Linked DNA regions of Homo sapiens: region 1 is linked to region 2. The links are chromatin loops, found by intact Hi-C in ENCODE. Cell type or tissue: Caco-2. All regions are shown on one strand. Each heading gives the region's core, and the rest is flanking DNA. Links, peaks and the distances in the headings are about the cores only.

Region 1 (4,361 bases), core at 362-4,361, 76 kb before region 2:
GCTACTGCACTCCAGCCTCACGACAGAGCGAGACTCTGTGTCAAAAAATTAAATAAATTTTAAAAAAGTGCTGGTAAGGATATGTATGTGGACAGGAAAGTTGTTCAGATTTACCTGAAAGGCTCAAACTAAAGACATGTTTCCAATAAAAGCAAGAATTGGTATAACAGCCTAACTGGATTATCTCTTCCCCCATTTTCCCACTGAATAGAGCTTTCATGAACCTCTTTTACTAATGAAATTTTGTTATGGTCATGTGTTTGGGGGATAGGAAAAAAGGGTGAGAACTAGTGTTTGACTTCCTGTGCACTATTAACTCCGGCTTGATTTAGCCAGAATAAAAGAAATCTGAACTCAACTAAGAACGTGTTTGCTATGTTTCAATCTTTCGAAACAACCTAAGTAAATATTTCTGAAGCTTGAAAGTCTTATGACTATTTCCTAACGTGTACTTTATTTTGTTTAGTCTCCTTAGACAAGCCAAAATTACTGATATTTGTATTACTAAAAGCCCTTTCTTGAGGTTTAGCAAGTTGCTTTTCATTGTTTTTCTCTGATCCAAAGCATGGCGAGGCAGGTCTCGTAGACAATTATGCTAGTGAAATAATGGGAAAATTTTCTGAAAATGACTTGTAATTAAACATGGTAGGAATTACAGAAGCACTTGGATTAGACAACTCAATGGCTGAGAAGTAAAGCTTTGGGAAAAACTGATTTTATGTTTGAAACTATTAACAGTACATCTTATTAAAAAATTTCTTTTATAAATCTGGAAAAGTTTATATCTTCTAACACATTTGTGCTTCTAATAAAAGCTGTTCATTTCTCAAATAAGAATTCTAATAATTTTGAGATAACTTAAACCGGATATACTGGGGAGAAAAATATTTGCAAAAGTTACTTTATAGAATTTCAGAGAAAAAAAGAAGCCATTCTGACAGACTTAGAAATTATCTTAACGATTACTAAATAAGCACATCCTGCTTCAAAACTCTATCTCTTAACTGAGATTTATTGGGATAACACTTCTAAGTCAACACTGTCTATTAAGGAATACATTTTTAAATATTGACGCCAGATGTCATGAAGCTGTAGGAAGCCTTCAGTATGTGTTTGGGAAATTAATTAATGAGTGCATGGGTATAATATCCATTTCACCTGAGGCAATAATAAAGGTCCAGGAATTTTATTTTCTTATTGGCATCTCTTCTGATATAACTTGTCTTTGCCACTTGGTGAAATTATTTATATTCTTTATAAATTAGTCACCCTATTTTCAAATAAAGTTGATACTCTTAATCATTTGAGTCAGAGTTTAACATAGGAAAGATTTAACATAAAAAGATAAACAAAAAGATGTTCTTTTGAGATGCAGTCTTTGTCGCCTAGGCTGGAGTGCGGTGGCGCGATGTAGGCTCACTACAACCTCCACCTCCCAGGTTCAAGCAATTCTCTGCCTCAGCCTCCTGAGTAGCTGGGATTACAGGCACCCGCCACCACGCCCAGCTAATTTTTGTTGTATTTTTAGTACAGACAGGGTTTCAACATCTTGGCCAAGCTTGTCTTGAACTCCTGACCTTGTGATCTGCCAGCCTTGTACTTCCAAAGTGCTGGGATTACAGGCGTGAGCCACCGCGCCCGGCAACAAAAAGATTTAACATAGACGTAATTACGTGAAATAAAAAACACTGAAGATATCTTACATTCGGAATCAGAAGTATTTAAAATTATTGGCATATTCATGTTGAATTCAAATTATATTTTACTTGTAAATATTTTCAAGAGATTTTTCAGAAAGGATACCTGAAACATAGTAATATTTCAGAGCATTTTCTAATATTTAGAAATAACAAAAAATGCTGTTATTATTTGCCATGGTTTTTAGAAATCCAATGAACATACTAGTTATTGATATTAATCTGTGCTATACAATTTTCTACTGTTGTTAGTAAATAGCAATCCAAGGACCAGACACTGTTTTACTTTCAGAAGTTACACAATGCGGAAAATCAAATAACTGAAAGAGATCATTATCTTAGAGGTTTTCCTTGAGATGTTTTTCTTAAAGGAAGGTACTAGACATTATGAACTATGGTTTCTGGTATATTAAGGATAACAAAAGACATGCAAGATTCTGGATATGGTGATAATTGCTAAGCTTCTTACAACAACTTTTTAGATAAGCTAGAACCAAACAAAATATTCTTATCGTTTGTGGTAAAATGATGCCTGGCACCACCATCTGTTAATAGTACTACAGTAAACAAAGATGTTTGCCTGAGTACAAAAAAGAGGAGCCATGATTTAGTTAGAAAGATAGCACCACCACTCATGGAAAGCATATGGTAACTGTGGAGAAATATTTATCTCCAAAATAAACAGATTGGAGCAAGAGAACAAAAGAATGCTTTTAGAAAAAGGCCAGTAACCTGGTAGCAAGGAGGATAATGCTTTATTAAGCACAAGAAGATTGAAGTGTTTGTTAATCTAAAACAAACATTAATTAATGTTGTATGGACAGAAATGAACTCTGTGAAAAAGTTAACTACCACTTACATATATATTTACTCTGTTCCAAATACTGTTTTAAATGTTTTACATTTAAGCCTTACCCTAGTTCTATGATACCTCCCCCATGCGTCTTTGCCTGCACGAAGTTAGTTGCCCACGACCACAACCCACATCTCTTTGCTGGCACATGTGTGCAGAGGCTGACCTTGCCTTCCCTTCCCCGCCAATATGCATGTGCACCTGCACCACCATTGTGTCAGAGCCTTGGCAGGCATGAGCCCACTGACCCCCATCCCCACGAACCTCGTCCCCATCCTATAATTATCCCCACTTTATAGGGGAGGAAATTGAGGTACAAACAAGATTAGTATCTTGCTCAGCGTTCCATAGCTAACAAATGATAGAGCTGGGAGCTGAATGCCTGCAGACTGATTCTGGAATTCATACATGTAAACACTGTGAGATACTGAGGTTCGAAAGGAATCGAAGCAAGGTTAAGGTCCAAAGAGAGCGTGCAATCTCAGTGATATTTGGCATGCTAAATTGTTTGGACTTGAGACATTTTACATTTGCTGGTCAAGCCAGGCCCCATTTGAATTTCCTTACTGCGTAGGACCACTGACACTGTAAAATTAATACTAGTTACCTTATTATTAAAAAACTTGGAATTCTACATTGAAAAATGTTTAGACTCCATGTCTTCAATATTTAAAAAAAAGACTCGAATAAATTCCAGTCATACTTCTTACCCAGAAAGACTGACAACCTTTAGCAACCAAAACTGGAGTCCACCCAGAATTCATAAGATTATCATTTTGGAGAAAATGCAAATTTTCTACTATTTCATCCCACTCCTTTTGACAAAACGCAGTTTCCATTCTTTAAAGTAATTATCTTTGTCAATATTGCTTACAAAAGGAATGTGGAAATTAATAGAAATGACAGACCACATTGTTCACATAAGTGAAGTGACTGTGGTGTCACAGAAAATGGCTATTTTTTTCCAGCCTATATTTACATTTATTATATTTTAAGTTCTGGGATACATGTGCAGAACGTGTAGGATTGTTACATAGTTATACATGTGCCATGGTGGTTTGCTGCACCCATCAACCCGTCATTTACATTAGGTATTTCTCCTAATGCTATCCCTTCCCTAACTCCCCAACCCCCGACAGACCTCAGTGTGTGATGTTCCCCTCCCTGTGTCCATGTGTTCTCATTGTTCAACTCTCACTTATGAGTGAGAACATGAGGTGTTTGGTTTTCTGTTCCTGTGTTAGTTTGCTGAGAATGATGGTTTCCAGCTTCATCCATGTACCTGAAAAGGATATGAACTTATCTTTTTTATGGCTGTATAGTATTCCATGGTGTATATGTGCCACATTTTCTTAATCCAGTCTATCATTGATGGACATTTGGGTTATTCCAAGTCTTTGTTCTTGAGAATAGTGCTGCAATAAACATAAGTGTGCATGTGTCTTTAAAGTAGAATGATTTATAATGGGAAAAATTTTTGCAATTTATCCATCTGACAAAGGGCTAATATCCAGAATCTACAAGGAACTTAAACAAATTTATAAGAAAATAACAACCCCATCAAAAAGTGGGTGAAGGATATGAACAGACACTTCTCAAAAGAAGACATTTATGCAGCCAACAAACATATGAAGAAAAGCTCATCACCACTGGTCACTAGAGAAATGCAAATCAAAACCACAATGAGATACCATCTCATGCCAGTTAGAATGGCAATCCTTAAAAAGTCAGGAAACAACTGATGCTGGAGAGGAGAGGATGTGGAGAAATAGGAACACTTTTACATTGTTGGTGGGAGTGTAAATTAGTTC
Region 2 (4,414 bases), core at 342-4,341:
GGAGTGAATGGTGTTTACCATGAGCTGGGGGTGGGGGTGGGAGAGTTGTTGGTCAAAGGATACAAAATTTCAAGTAGCTGAGAGGAACAAGTGAGGGATCTATTGTATAACATGGTGTCAATAGTTGGTGAATAGTTGGTGACAACCTATTGTATCACTGAAAATTGCCAAGAGAAAATTTTAAGTGATCTCACCACAAAAAGTATATGTGATATAAAGTAAATGTTAAATAGCATGATTTAGTCAATCACAATGTAGGCATATATAAAAACAAATTTTGCATATGATAAACATATAGATGTTCTTTGAATTACAATGGAGTTACATCCTGATAAATCCATTATAAGTTGAAAATATTGTAAGACAAAAGTGCCTTTAATACTCCTAACCTTCCAAACATCATAGCTTACCCTAGCCCAGATGGAAAGTGCCCAGGACACTTACATTAGCCTACAGTTGGACAAAATCATCTATCACAAAGCCTACTTTATAATAAAGTATTGAATATCTAGTGTAATTTATTGAATACTGTACTGAAAATAAAGCCAGAATGGTTGTATGGGTACTCTAAGTACAATTTCTACAAAATGAGTGTTGCTTTTGCTCTATTGTAATGTCAAAAAATCAAAAGTCAAACCTTTGTAAGTCAGGGACTGTATAACATTTTTATTTGTCCAGAGAAAACAAATTATTTTAAAATATTTTTATTTTAAAATATTAATTTCCAATGTTTATTGCTACTGTATAGAGATAGTATTGATTTTTTACACTGACTTCTTTTTTTTTATTATACTTTAAGTTTTAGGGTACATGTGCACATTGTGCAGGTTAGTTACATATGTATACATGTGCCATGCTGGTGCGCTGCACCCACTAACTCGTCATCCAGCATTAGGTATATCTCCCAATGCTATCCCTCCCCCCTCCCCCCACCCCACCACAGTCCCCAGAGTGTGATATTCCCCTTCCTGTGTCCATGTGATCTCATTGTTCAATTCCCACCTATGAGTGAGAATATGCCGCGTTTGGTTTTTTGTTCTTGCGATAGTTTACTGAGAATAATGATTTCCAATTTCATCCATGTCCCTACAAAGGACATGAACTCATCCTTTTTTATGGCTGCATAGTATTCCATGGTGTATATGTGCCACATTTTCTTAATCCAGTCTATCATTGTTGGACATTTGGGTTGGTTCCAAGTCTTTGCTATTGTGAATAATGCCGCAATAAACATACGTGTGCATGTGTCTTTACAGCAGCATGATTTATAGACATTTGGGTATATACCCAGTAATGGGATGGCTGGTTCTTCTTAATTATGACTTTTCTAAACATATTCATTTTTGCGCTGCATAGATAGCCACTCGTTTGCCTGTGTGAAGAACCAATTCTGGCCACAAACATTAAGAGAAACACTGAAGCGCAACACTGAAATGGAGGCCCTGTTTTTAGTGGCTTCCATTGATTGTGCCAGCCCACTATTGACCTTTTTCACTTTTGGAAAAATTTGATTTACTTTCTATTTTGATTAGACATGGAGGCCTCAAGGTCCATCATGACACCAGTATACCATCTAGTCATAGGTATACCATCTAGGTCTTTCATGATTAAGCCCCAGTGAACCTCATATGTGACTAGAATTATGATATTTTTCATATAACTGTCAGCTTACAAGGCAAACAGAAATGAACTACAAAAAGTGGTAGGCCCCCAAACAGCAAAATGAATGTACTTGTTCATACAAAATTAATGTACTATACATCTTTGCAGTCAGATTCAAACCCTAAGATGTAACACTGTTTGGAGAAGGGGGGATATCTTTATATATAACAGATAACAAGCTATAAAATTTCCACTCACCATTAGAAAAAAATGTGTTTATATATAAACTTATGTGTATGGATGGCCTTCAGTGAAATCTAAATAATACAAATCTTGGACACCAAGTATCTAGACGTGTTATAAGATTTGTTGAGTGTGGGAGAAAGTGAGAGTGTTTTAAGTGTGTATGTTTTATATTTTTAATCCCAAACATAAAGTTCCTTTTTTACCCCAAGAGAAGCCTAGGAATAATAGCCAGACATCTGGGCTTTCCTTTTAGTCATACAATACATGCAGCTAGGTCTGGGTTAATTTTCGTATAGCATGGAATGAATACCACCACACATTCTCAAGTTCCCTTGAGTTCAAAGTCCATGTAAACACCAGCTATGTAAACAGGAGGCTCAGTCACAATGGCATTTGTGGACTCATGTCCTCAGAGGGTCAGTGTTAGCAAAACTATAATTTTAGCTTGTAAAGACCCAAGCCCCCAATTTTGTAATACTTCATAATTTTACCAAAATTTCTCAAATAAAGGAGGAAATAAAAGAAAGAAGAGAGTTTTCTCCTTCATTCCTAGGTTTCAAAGCATGTTTTTAGTGTCATCCAAAAATCTTGGAAGATTCCATAGAGGCCACAGGCTACTGTCCCAGAAAACAACTAGGGAAATTCTGCTGTGGAAATTCATTGCTCCTGAGAAGAAACTTGCTTTTAATTTGTAAATACTTTGCAACACTGGGCCCATTGCTCAAGATACCCTTTACAATCATATTTTCTCAGTGGTTTGTTTCTGGACAGAACTCCACCTTGTCTCCTTTACTTCCTTTGCGATAAGATTGCCAAGTAATTGCAACATTCTACAGTCTCAGTAGCCTGTTATTTGTAATTGGAATTAGACAGGCTTGATTCATATTAACTGTTCAATAAAGGTTGGGTGAATTAAATTGCGTTAGGAAATAGAAACAAATATTACCAGGAAAGTGTTTAGTCCTATATGACTTTGGTTAAGATTATCATTTTAGACCATTTTTAATCTTACAAGTAATATGGGGCATCTGAAACAGTCTTCTAGCATTCTTTTCATTTTCAAAATTGCATTTTTATTAAGTATTGGTAAATTATAAAATTTAAGTTAAAATATATAGATTTTATTTAGATGAAATACAAATATATTGAAATGCATCTTAAATTCTGACCAATTGTTTTGATTTAGATGCTGTATAAATGTAGCTTGTAATTTTATGTTTGCTCCTTTTCCTCTATATGATGCAAAAGTTAGTAGTTAAAATTAGGATCATATTACAACCATTTGTTTATTCTACATACCCAAATATTTTGTTATACATTTTACTATATTATGGAATTCACTAGTTATGCTGAGGTTACATATATGAAGCCATATTTAAAGATTTTTTTAAAAAAGAATAAAATAAAATATGATCATAGAAAACTCAATGTATAATTGGAAACTTACTAAAATGAAAAGATAAAGCTAAAATATTTGCCCCCTTATGAAGCCACATAACTCACTAAGTATATTTGTTTTAATTTGCCTACATAACTAGAATATTGTGTAAGTCTTTAAGGCCACTCCTTTTATTCTGGTGAAGTTATTTTCTTGGTAAAGAATGTCCCCATAGAATTCTATTTTTAGATTTGTTTACCTCAATGTTTTCCAGAACATATTCAATGTGGGATAATAGACATTTAAAAATTTTTAAACTGAGTCTTTAGTAAAATTAATTTTGGAAACACTGAATTAAACAAAATGGACAGATTATGGCAGGAATGCTCAGAGACTTTAATATACTAGTATACACTATATATATCAAACACGGGGTAACTAGAAAGCGGTAATTTTCAGACTTACTTGGCCATGAATGCCTTTTGGTAGAGAAATATACCCTGTGAATAATGCTACATAGACCTAATTTTTTTTGATGTGCATAATTTTAAGTGGTTAGGAAATCTCACTAGTTAAAAATATATTGTTTTTCATCCATAGTACGCATTTATTTGTACGATATACATTATGTTCAGTCAATTAGGCTTCTTAGCATCAGTGAAAATTAAAATATATTTCTTCCTTTTGAAAAAAATGAATGTTTTTGGGTAAACTGAAAATCTTCAGTATTTGTTTACTATTTTGAAAATAACTAGTTATATGCCTGTATAAAACTTCTGTTTCTTTATGATCTACTAAAATTATGATCTCCTAAAATTATATCATTTCATAAATTTTGTTCCGGCTTTTAGATCTACAATTCTGGGACTTAAATAATTTATGTCTAATAAATTTTTATCTAAACCCAGTTCTGAGTCTGTTTTTAAAGGTTGCTTTGACTATAGTCATGACATGTTTCTGTATGTATGACTTTGTGCATATGAACAACAACAAATTTCATTTTACCATGTAATACTTAATACTGAGTGTCAACTTGATTGGATTGAAGGATATAAAGTATTGATCCTTGGTGTGTCTGTGAAGATGTTGCCAAAGAAGATTAACATTTGAGTCAGTGGGCTGGGAAAGGCAGACCCACCTTAATCTGGGTGGACACAATCTAATCAGCTGCCAGCGTGGCTAGAATAT

Evidence for each region. Peaks named below come from ENCODE experiments on the same cell type or tissue, not always from the same donor. Only the 100,000 strongest peaks of a DNase experiment are listed, where the experiment ranks them.
Region 1: it touches region 2 in a loop (5-fold over the local background); 2 of 110 quality-filtered maps call a loop at or near these places.

The regions. Positions count from the first base shown.
Region 1 is chr6:74,456,506-74,460,866 of GRCh38, forward strand. The region is part of intron 2 of LOC101928516 (a long non-coding RNA gene); the gene reads left to right. Among named protein-coding and RNA genes, the nearest start is that of SNORD156, 670 kb to the right of the region's middle. In Caco-2, for the core only: no CTCF peak of the experiment used is centred there; no DNase peak of the experiment used is centred there.
Region 2 is chr6:74,532,497-74,536,910 of GRCh38, forward strand. The region is part of intron 2 of LOC101928516 (a long non-coding RNA gene); the gene reads left to right. Among named protein-coding and RNA genes, the nearest start is that of SNORD156, 590 kb to the right of the region's middle. In Caco-2, for the core only: no CTCF peak of the experiment used is centred there; a DNase peak (open chromatin) is centred at 2,225.